Linked DNA regions of Homo sapiens: region 2 is linked to region 1. The links are chromatin contacts, found by Hi-C or POLR2A ChIA-PET in ENCODE. All regions are on one chromosome and are shown on one strand. Each heading gives the region's core, a stretch centred on a gene start or an enhancer-like site at or near the end of the contact. The rest is flanking DNA. Distances are from core to core; before and after follow the strand shown.

What was found. A loop is a pair of places that touch in the nucleus more often than their neighbours do. ChIA-PET counts read pairs that join two places held with the same protein, here RNA polymerase II (POLR2A). Pooled maps may share reads with other maps.
Region 2: a loop to region 1 is called in a map of PC-9, with 6 times the contacts of the local background. The contact joins the promoter of CD46 here to the promoter of YOD1 in region 1. A Hi-C loop is called at or near these places in 5 of 168 maps with a recorded cell type or tissue (CD4-positive, alpha-beta T cell, PC-9, ascending aorta and 2 more), 9 of 37 single-sample maps with no recorded cell type and 21 of 50 pooled maps. POLR2A ChIA-PET finds 5 or more read pairs at or near these places in 1 of 52 experiments (MCF 10A).

The regions. Positions count from the first base shown.
Region 1 is chr1:207,047,646-207,052,861 of GRCh38, reverse strand. YOD1 (YOD1 deubiquitinase) reads left to right here and starts at 1,654. Exons shown (of 2, transcript NM_018566.4): 1 at 1,654-2,174; 2 at 3,139-5,216. The coding sequence starts at 1,832. The coding sequence ends at 3,842. It also overlaps a transcript of PFKFB2 not described here. RefSeq lists enhancers at 1-296, 1,520-2,090.
Region 2 is chr1:207,750,034-207,755,937 of GRCh38, reverse strand. It overlaps CD46 (CD46 molecule), which reads right to left and starts at 3,884. Exons shown (of 13, transcript NM_172351.3): 1 at 3,629-3,884. The coding sequence starts at 3,725. RefSeq lists silencers at 2,997-3,354, 3,934-4,043 and an enhancer at 3,624-3,833.

The DNA of each region.
Region 1 (5,216 bases), core at 405-2,904:
AAGCTTTAAAGATGTTTTTGCTAGAATAAACTACCACAACACTTGAGCTAATTATGCCTTAGGGTGTATACATACCCGGCTCCACAGGTCAGACGCTGTGACCTAAGAAAATCAACCACTCTCATCGTTGAACCAGAAGCTTCCCTGGACCCACCCATACACCCCATTGGAGTTTTTTTTGTTTTGGTTTGGTTTGGTTTTTGTTTTTTGAGATGGAGTTTTGCTCTTGTTGCCCAGGCTGGAGTGCAATGGCACGACCTTGGCACCGCAACTTTTGCCTCCCGTGTTCAAGCGATTCTCCTGCCTCCCAGTATCTAGAATTAAAGGCATGGACCACCACGCCCAGCTAATTTTGTATTTTTAGTAGAGACGGGGTTTCTCCATATTGATGAGGCTGGTCTCGAACTTCTGACCTCGGGTGATTCACCCGCCTCGGCCTCCCAAAGTGCTGGGATTACAGGTGTGAGCCACTGCGCCCGGCCACCCCGGTGGACTTCTAACCACTCCTACCTTCCCTCCTACCTACCCCCTAACCCAGGCTGTATCATCCGTTGCAGTCGTCTTGAAGAACCAAGGAGGAAAATTGCACCAGCAAAAAAAAATTGAGTCATGAAAGATGTGAAAAGATGGAAACATTACATATAATTTATTCAGAAGCAAAGTCTTTTACAGTGGAGGTGAGTTTGCACCAAGTGAACTACACTTTTCATAGTTGCCCCAGCGGGCCCGTTTGATGCTTGATAAACCCACTCTTGGCAAGTGGGACTTGCTGTCTGAATCCCGGCTGGATAAAGAACAATGAGTATGGATTTCTTGGAAAAGAGAGATATAAATTCAGGGATGTCTTTATTCCTCCTTCGCCTGGGAATTAAACTAATTCTTCCAAAAGTTCAAACAGTTATCTCCTCTTTAAGGCTTTTTACAACTCCCAGAGTGCTCTAGTTGCCCTCTCTATGTCTATACAACTCTGTCTTTATTCATTCAGCCAGTATTTGTTGAACACTTTTTATTTGCGAGGCACAGTCCTGGGTTCTAGGCATACACGTTTGAAAAGGTACAGATAATCTAGCATTATCACGTTGCTTTGAAATTCAGTGGCTGTGTGTCTCACACCCCACCCTGTCTCCCAACTGCAATGAATACTTGTTACAATGAAGGCAGGAATGAAGTCTTCATATTTGTATGCCCAGGAACTGAACTGGAATCTGATGACACGCGTTACACGACTCCTCCTTACACTGCCACCACCTGAATGAGGCAGCTGCCCTGGGCCCAGATGCTGACCTCATACTGTGCTTTCTGAAGTGGCAAATAGACGTTTTCAAGCACAGTCCCAGGGAGGCAGAAAGGCCAGTCTTTTGGCCCCTGGAACCCCAATGAGTCAATGTTTAATGCAGCCACGAGTCTAGTCACAAGTGTGATTGTTTTTGACTGGTCCTTTGACTCACTGACCATTCCTGGCATTCGTTTGCGTTGTGAACTATGATTCTGTTTCTCCTGGTGTAGTCTGGGTGTAGTGTGGAAGCCCCAATTTAATAATTTCCGACCTCACTAAGTGCAAGGTCACATTCCAATCTCCAGACCTTCATTCAGGAACTCCTTCCCCCGCCCTCTTTTCTTGAGCATATATGCTACCCACGCGGAGGGCACCTCACTCGCTCTATAGGTAGCAAGACCCGTTGTCCTTTAGGAATACGGAGGTTTACATCTTCGTTCTGAGGGTGGGGGAAAAATCAGTTGTCACTTTAAAAGAGTTCGCGCTTGCTAAGGTACTAAGGCAGAAGCCGCACCGAAGCGTCGCGATAACTGCAACCACCCGCAACTTCTCGCGATGTTTGGCCCCGCTAAAGGTCGCCATTTTGGAGTCCACCCGGCGCCTGGTTTCCCCGGCGGCGTCTCCCAACAGGCTGCCGGGACCAAAGCTGGCCCCGCGGGTGCCTGGCCTGTGGGCAGCCGGACCGACACGATGTGGCGGCTCCGCTGCAAGGCCAAGGACGGCACCCATGTTTTGCAGGGGCTGTCCAGCCGGACCCGGGTGCGGGAACTCCAGGGCCAAATTGCCGCCATCACCGGGATCGCCCCCGGCGGTCAGCGAATCCTCGTCGGATACCCTCCCGAGTGCCTGGATCTCAGCAATGGGGATACCATTCTGGAAGACTTGCCCATCCAATCTGGTAAGGAATCAGGGCTGGGGCCAGGGAAAGTCCCGGGAGGATGGAGAGGGGCGTGAGAGAGAACAAAACACCAGTCAAGGCAAGGTGGCTGTGAGTCGGCGGGGGGGCTTTGAGGCCAGGGGCGAGGATAGATCAAAGAACAGAGAATGCTGACGGGGGCCAGGGCAAGTGTCTAGCAACTCCTTGTCTTGACACAGGGTTGAAAGGGAACCCAAAGCCTTGAAGACCCCCTTCCCCATTCCGCTTTCTGGTCGGCTTTGAAACTATCCCATTTTGTTTTCCCTCGGCGTCCACAAAAATATAAAGTAGGGCCTATTTTCTCTGTCCTTATGTCTCTTTTTCCCTATATCACCGATGAGATCTCAAGGGTGCAGGATTTTTTTTTTCTTGATTCATTTTTGCAGTCCCCTTCGTAGATACTTCGTTTGACAGGCATACTCATTTTCGAGTTAGCTTTTAAAACACCCACTGAAAGCTCTTTCAATTTCTAACCAGCAGCAGTTATTTCTGTGCCATATCAAAACTTGAACATCAGTGTTTATAATTAAAAGCTTTCAGTTGCTGTATCAAGGATGTTGTAAACACTCTAGAGTAGATAAGTTTCCGGAGAAGGAGAACCCCCTAGCGGCCTACTCTGTAGTGAGCACCTTCTGTAAAATACTGTATAAGGAAAGGAAATTTTGTTTTTGAAATGTATCTTTTTAGGTAAGCTTGAAGTTGTTTACTCCAGACCCCTTCACTAAATTGGGATGCAACCTCAAGTGTTTTTTGTTCTTTTTTCATCTTTATGAAAATTCAGTGAACAAAGATTCTTACTGGTAACTTACTTGCAAAACTGTATTCTCCTTAGTAACCCCAGTTTATGCTTTAACTCCTTCAGTTTGTAATTTACAGACTTGGCTAGAGAACACTCGGTTTCTTCTGTAATTTCTTTGCAGATCGGGATTTGTTTTATTTTTAACAGGTGACATGCTGATCATTGAAGAAGACCAAACCAGGCCCAGAAGTTCACCTGCATTTACTAAACGTGGTGCTTCTAGTTACGTCAGGGAAACTTTGCCTGTGCTTACCAGAACCGTGGTCCCAGCAGACAACTCTTGCCTCTTTACTAGTGTGTACTATGTCGTCGAAGGAGGAGTCTTGAATCCAGCTTGTGCCCCTGAGATGAGACGCCTCATAGCACAAATTGTAGCAAGCGATCCAGACTTCTATAGTGAGGCAATACTGGGAAAAACAAATCAAGAGTACTGTGACTGGATCAAAAGGGATGACACTTGGGGAGGAGCAATAGAGATATCGATTTTGTCCAAGTTTTACCAATGTGAAATATGTGTAGTGGATACACAGACAGTAAGAATTGATCGTTTTGGGGAAGATGCAGGATATACCAAAAGGGTTCTGCTTATTTATGATGGCATCCACTATGATCCACTTCAGCGTAACTTCCCTGATCCAGATACACCTCCTCTGACCATTTTCTCCTCTAATGATGATATTGTTCTTGTACAAGCACTGGAATTAGCAGATGAAGCTAGAAGAAGGAGACAGTTTACTGATGTCAACCGCTTCACCCTGAGATGCATGGTATGTCAGAAAGGATTAACTGGACAAGCAGAAGCAAGGGAACATGCCAAGGAGACAGGCCATACCAACTTTGGAGAAGTGTGACCTATGCATGAATGAGGGTTGAAGCCTACTACCTCACACATCCAGAAGGCTCTGGGTTTTCCAATAAGCTATGGTAACCCTAAAGAACAAAGGATACAATGCTTGAACCATCCTTTTAACTTAAAACCACTAAGACACTGAAATTCCTTGTTAAGATTAAAATTAGTGTGCAAGTTTACAGATGTGTGTCTACAGTGGTAAACTGTACATACATGCCTCTTTCTGCTGGAGTGACAGAATAGGTGATCCTTGCCACCTACTGACACTGACCTGAAGGTTGAGATTGAGTATTATAAACTAGCACCCAGCAGCTTTAACTTGTAGAAGAAAGCATCACATTTTGGGTAATGTGGAAGGCCTCCTGTGAGTCCACTGGGCATACGATTGAGATTGAGTATTATAAACTAGCACCCAGCAGCTTTAACTTGTAGAAGAAAGCATCACATTTTGGGTAATGTGGAAGGCCTCCTGTGAGTCCACTGGACATTTACCACAGTGTCTCCAGTAACTGAGTCTTTTTAAAAACTCTGAATGAGTTAAGTTTCTAAATTATGAATTGATTCATCAAATGAAGATACTCAGAATTGTCCAAACTGATTTTATATTGCAATTTGGTAGACATTATAAATGTGTGCTTAACCACTGATAAGTACATCACAAGCAATTTTTACAGGGATGAGTCTCATCCTTGAGAATGTTATCACAAAACAGGAACTGATTGTGCCCTGTTTAAGATCTCTAGCATATAAAACGTAGAATGTATGAGGGAATAGGTGCCTGAGCAGCTTCCTGAAGCTTTAAAAGACCGTTGGCCTCGTGTTTTAATGCAATTCATGTATTGGTCTTTGTCACATTGGATAACATTTTAAAGTTAAGCAGGGTACTTTTTTAATTGAAATTCCTTGAAATTCGAGTCCTCAGTTTTTTCTTCATTTGCGTAAAGTTTATCGGGGGGAATTTAATTTTCTCAGCTTTTTGTTAAGAGCACTTCCTCCAAAAAATTTTTTTCAAGTAATAATGCTCTGCTTTGGGTTGGTTTTTGTAAGATTTTTTGCACACCTAAAGAGTGTTTGCTTTTGTGCTAGCCTTATCCCTCCACTAAAGTTATTTTAAATAATTTCACATTTCTGCAAATTAGCACTTTGCTTATCTGCAATCTTTTACTTTGATTTTTGAAGTTTTAAAGCAATTGGAGTAATACTGTTGAATGAACTAGTTTCACTTCCAAAATAGAAAAAATTGTAAATCCTTGCCTTATGCAGCTTTCTCAGAATTCTGCTTCTTCCTAGTACTAGATGTGTAGCCATTTGCTTAGTGGACTAATCCGCAAGGCACACCCTCTAAAACTTAGCTTCACTACAAGATCTTCCAGAT
Region 2 (5,904 bases), core at 2,635-5,134, 700 kb before region 1:
AGCACAATATGTCACTCAGAGTAGCTATTCAAAAAAAATTTGGTATTCAAAATCCACTGCTGTCAAACACAAAACAATGTGAAGAATATATTGTAATCAATTTCATATTGAAAATAATCATTCTACAGCACAATGGAGAAAGAAGATTAGGCCATTTCTTGTGCTGCCTATCTCCCAGTCTTCTGGTATCCTGGCAGGTGACCAGATATGGACTGCTCTCTTTGCATTGTAGTATGCCCAGTAAGGAAACTGAGACGCTACTGTGTAAGTGCTTACTGATCTTGGCTTCTTTCACTGGAAATAAGGAAAACACCTAAAATAGGCAGAAGAGACCACGCACAACAGGAGATTGCGGGTTTTGTCCAAAAAAGCAGCTCCTCTTCTGGAGGAATGAGACTGGCCTGAAATTTGATACATGTTTCCTTCAACTATCTGGAACCATTTGGCAACTACCTTTGAGAGGGCAGGTCTCCCATGCACAGCACTGTCTGCTTACGAAACCTTCTCCTTGTGAGAGTGAGTTGCTCCAAAAATTGAATGTTTATTTTAATTCACGTATTCTCTCTGCCTAGCATCGTGACTTCTCATTTTTACTTTCTCTAGGTTTCATACCTGTCTTGATTTACCCTTATGAACCTCAAACTTAACCTTGCTTTTCCTTCTCTTCATTCTTAGTTTTGTTATTTTCCATGTTGCACCCTATTCATTTCATAATTCTATGTTCCTCTATTTCAAATCGCTTTCATTATCTTCTTCAGCTTCCTATTTTGTTTCTTTTTTTGTTTGTTTGTGTGTGTATGTGTGTGTGTTTTGTTTTGTTTTGAGACAGGGTCTCTTGCTCTGTTATCCAAGCTGGAGTATGATCAGGGCTCACTGCAGCCTTGACCATGAGGGGCTCCAGTGATCCTCCCCCTTCAGTCTCCCAAGTAGCTAGGACCACAGGCATGCAACATCACACCTGGCTAATTTTTTTTTTTTTTTTTTACATGTTTTGTATAGGTGAGGTCTGCTTATGCTGTCCAGGCTGAACTTCTAGCACTAAGCCTATTCTAAACATTAATCTTAAAAGAAAAAAAAAAAAGTCCTTTTGTTTTCTTCTTATCACCACTACTCCCTACTCCCATTACCCTCCTTCAAAATGAACGTTTTAATGATCAGTGAGATGCAAGACTGAAGTACTGGAAGCCCTGCAGAGTCAACAAATAGGGGAGACAGATCCTTTCTGGCTCTCAGCTGCCACTGCCCTAGCTTTTTAGGTACCGCAGAAAGACCATCCTGAGCATAGCTCTTTAAAGAACCTTCCTCTTGGAGGCAGGAGGAACTTTTTCCTAGGCTCTAAGCCCCAGCCAAATAGTATATTTAATTTTCTGGTATTTAACAGATACAGAGGTAAACAAATCGGGCTTTTGGAACCACAAGTGCGACAAGACAGACAGGATCCCTGCATTCTGACAGGGTGAGACAAAGAACAGAAAAGGTCATTTTAAAAGGGTGATTACAAGTGAAGAGGGACTTGAACTGGGTTGTATGTGTTCAACCTGAGATGGGGGGGTCGCGAGGTGGGGTGATCAGAGAAGGTCTCTGAGGGTGTAACATTCCAGCTGAGTTTGCAGAAGAGCGAGACTGTTTCTGCAGCAGGTCAGGAGGAGAATGTTCCTGGGCTGAGGGAACAGCAAGCACAGATGCCCCAAAGTCTGTTTGATGAGCAGAGAAGCCTTCCCTCTCTCCAATCATTTGTTAAATGCTGTCAGATTTATATCTGAAAATTATACTGCTTGCCTCCAGAGCACTTCCCTTGGTTCATAATTTATTTGTCACTATTATGTTTTGGATTTTAATGTCTGCCAATCCCAATACATTTTAGCAAATAATTTATTGGTTATCTACTGTGTTCCCGGCACTGAGCACTTATCATTGAGCAAAACAAAGTCCCTGCTTATCTTCCTGCATGAATGTGTGTGTAAACAAATAGTGAAAAAAGGATCAAGAAAATAGGAATGGTTTGTTATTGCCTACCAGTGTAATAGCACCAGACATACAAGACCCATATTCGTTGAATGAATGCTCCTAAGGAAAAAAATGCAACGTAGAAACTATACATGTTATTGGATCCTAAATATAATTTGGACATAGATACACATGACGCGCACATGAAGGCAGAAACAAATATGCCAAAATATTAAAAATAGCTGTCTTTTGATTCTGTTCGTATCGCACAATAAGCATGTATTTCTTAGCGGGTTTTTTTTTTGTTTGTTTGTTTTGTTTTGACAGGGTCTCACTCTGTCATCTAGGCTGGAGTGCAGTGGCATGATCACAGCTCACTGCAGCCTTCACCTCCTGGGCTCAAGTGAATCTCCTACCTCGGCCCCCAGAGTAGCTGGGACCACGGGCATAAACCACCATGCCCAGCTAATTTTTGTATTTTTTTGTAGAGACAAGGTTTTGCCATGTTGCCCAGGTTGATCTTGAACTCCTGGGCACAGGCAATCACCCCGCCTGGGCCTCCCAAAGCGCTGGGATCACAGGCGTGAGCCACTGCGCCTGGCCTAGCATGCATTTTTAAAAGTATTGATTCCATTCAATGAAATACAAAATAAATTTAGTGGGATAGGCCTTAAGCTTTAGCTTATGAGCTGCAGGGGAAAACAAGATTAACATTATCTGCCTTCCTTTGTTAGGATACTAATTTCTCACTAGGTTTGGCTACCATTGTTTTTTAGGTTGTTTCACATCTCTCAAATATGACTCAAAGTAATGAAAAGAAGGAAAACAATGTCAAAAAGCCATTAGGCAATGGAATCAGATACTATCTATATTGGTTGGGAACAGGAAGAAGACTCGATGGCCCACCCACCCCCCAAAAAAGCAGCCATTTACAAACTAATAGGAGCTCAGGTAACACGGAGACTGTTCACAGAAGGCACAAAAAGCATGGCGCGCCCTTACCACCTCTCTAACCCCAGGCACCGAGAGCCTGCTCTCACTCAACATGCCCTCCCTAGCCCCAGAGTCCGCGCTCACTCCATTCAAAGCAAACAGTTGAGCTGTCTTGCCCACAGTGAACTCTGCACACAGGCCACTTACGCACAGCACGCTCCCAGCAACACCTGGCCAGGCCCCTGCTCGCCCAGCCCAGCACATGGGGCACAGCAGACGCACTGCAACCCTTACCGCGGGTACTGTCCAAGCCCTAATGAACACCCCACTCACCAAGGCACCAAGGGAACACAGGGCAAACTCTCACCACGGACACAGCACGGGCCCTAGCAACACTCCCACGCACCTGTGCACTCCAGAACAAGCCCTCACCTAGGGCGCCCAGTCCGCGCTCCCCTGGCCGACTGGCTCAATCCCGAAAACACGATTCACGCTTTTTTTAGGGACGCAGCCAGATCCTGCGTAAATGCTGGCCGCGCACACGACGCCACCAAACAAGCTTCACCTCGGGCTCTGCGTGGTCCCCGCATTCCCCGCCACATACCCCCGGGATCTGAGCACTGCACCCCTCAGAGAACCCTGTCCCCAAACAGGCACGGCCTGCTGTGAGCCCCGCCCCGCGACTCTTGCCCGACTGAGGAGAGCTCTAGTCTCGCCGCGGACGCGCGAACCCGCCCCGGGGTCCTACCGGAGAAGGAGTACAGCAGCAACACCATGGCCGCCAGAAGCAACCCAGGAAAGCGCCAGGAAGGAAAGGGACACTCGCGGCGGCCGGGAGGCTCCATGCGCGGCGCGGAAGACGCTGTTATTTCTCCGGAGGAAAGCAGAGAAACCGAGAGCCAGCCGAGCAGGGAAGTCCCTTCTGGGTCCAGATATGGGACGCAACAATCCCCAACTCACAAAGCATCCAGTGCTGCAGGACAGGTGGGCGTGGCCCGAGCCGCGCCCGGGGCGGAAGTGCGTCGAGTCACCAGGGCGGCTGGGGCCAATCGGCGGGCCGCGGGGCGGAGCCTCGGCGTTCATGGGCAGCCCTTGGCCTTCGAGAGGTCAGGGGGAGGCCCTGGCGGAACCTAACAGAACAGGTTCCCCGAGGCCGCCTTTTTTCTTGCTAAGCCCTTGGCCTACCATCCCGGAAGCCTGAGGCGTCCTGCGGGAAAGGACTGGCTCGCCGTCATATTTGTGACCCAGGCAGGGTGGAGAGAAAACTAAGCTGCTTTGGTAATAGTTTCCGGGAATTCGGGAGTCAAGAATAAAGCACTTCGACCTAAAAATAGAGATCCAGAGTCTAGACAGGGGGTCACCGTGGGCTAGCACCCCTCAGGGTTAGTTTTATCCTGGGGCACTGCAGGCTGTCAGGACTGCCTGGGCCCTTACTTGGTATTTGGCATTAGTCAGGCATTATTGGGAACAATATTTGAGTTTTTCTTGCTTGAATGCCTGCTACTGGATCGTCTCGGGGCCGTCTTGTTTTCACAATCTCAAAGGTTTGGCTTCTGCACTCCCAGCCCCTAAGGTAATTTGCCCTTTGCTCCCCTCCCTGGAGGGGACCCTTCCGAATCTAATTTATTAAGCAACACCAGGCAATTAGAATATTGAGACTCTATGGGGCCCTTGCCCTTGAGCAACTAAATTTTTTATTGAAGACGAAATATACATGCATGAACAATGTAAGGACAAGGGTGTCCTAAGTGCCAAATTCCTGGAAGCAATAAATGCAGAAGGATTCGGATGGGTAGAAATTGTTAGGTGAAGAGTGGATAAGGGGGAGAACTTTTCTGGTGAAACAATCTGAGGAACAATACTGGAAAATTAAGAATGAGCAGGATTGATTTGTAGGATTGTGAGTAAACCGGAATGACCGGTAAAAGGAAAAGGACATGACTGACATTAAAAGAGCAAACAAAGAGTTGACATTTCTTCCCCTCAGATTGGCAAAGAATTAAAACGTCAGCCAATGTGAGTGAACGTGTTGCAGGGGGACCAGCACTCTGTAACATAACTTTTCAGTATGTTAAAAGTCTTAAAGTGGACATGACTTGTGTTAGGCTCTCAGTTCCCAGAGAAATCATCAGAGCTGTGATCAAAGCTCTGATGTGATCAAAACTCTGATGTGATTAATTTTTGAAAAAATGTAAACCCTAAGTGTCTAGCAAAAGTAATAAAGAATTTCTGGCAGTTACCTTTGTGTGATGGAATTCTATGCAGCAAATATTGCAAAAGAATACCAAATATGAGAAACTATGATATCATTGTAAGTGGAAAAAGCAGAGTCCAAACTGGCATGTGCCTTTTGGCAGTCCTTTTATTAAAACAAAAGTACCATATTGATATGTATAAAAAGAAACTAGGAATACAGCAAAATTAACAATGGTTGATAAGATTACAGATATTTCACTTTCCTTATGCTTTTCAGTTTTCTATGTTGACCTTATGTTACATTTAGAATAAAGTAAAGAAAATGTATTTAAAAAATCAAACCTATATATCAAGGGCTGTTTTGTTCATAGAATTATGGGAGCAGAACTTGTATTACACAGGGTTAACCTATGAGAGGACGGTGAGGAACTGGATGCTCAGTGTATAAACCTAAAATGGGTCTTATAGAATTATAGAGTTTAAGTGTATTTAACACAGTTTTATAACCGAGATGTACTGAACAATTTCTGGGTTCACCAAACCATGGAATTTCCTCTTCCTGTCCGACCAACAAAAATTTTTAAATTCTTGGCAGAGATTATAAGACATTAAGTGTGGAGGTGGTATATCAGATAAACATCTTAGTATCTTGGATTATAAAATTCAACACTCCATGACAGCAATTAAAGCGGGTATAATTAAAGAGATGGTAAATAGGAAACTCAATGCGGGAAAATTATTATTTCTGTTAATATATGGTGTCAAAGAGTGATATAACAGATATGTTCTGTGGCTCAAAGCCAGCCTTCATTTGTGAAAGTGGATAGT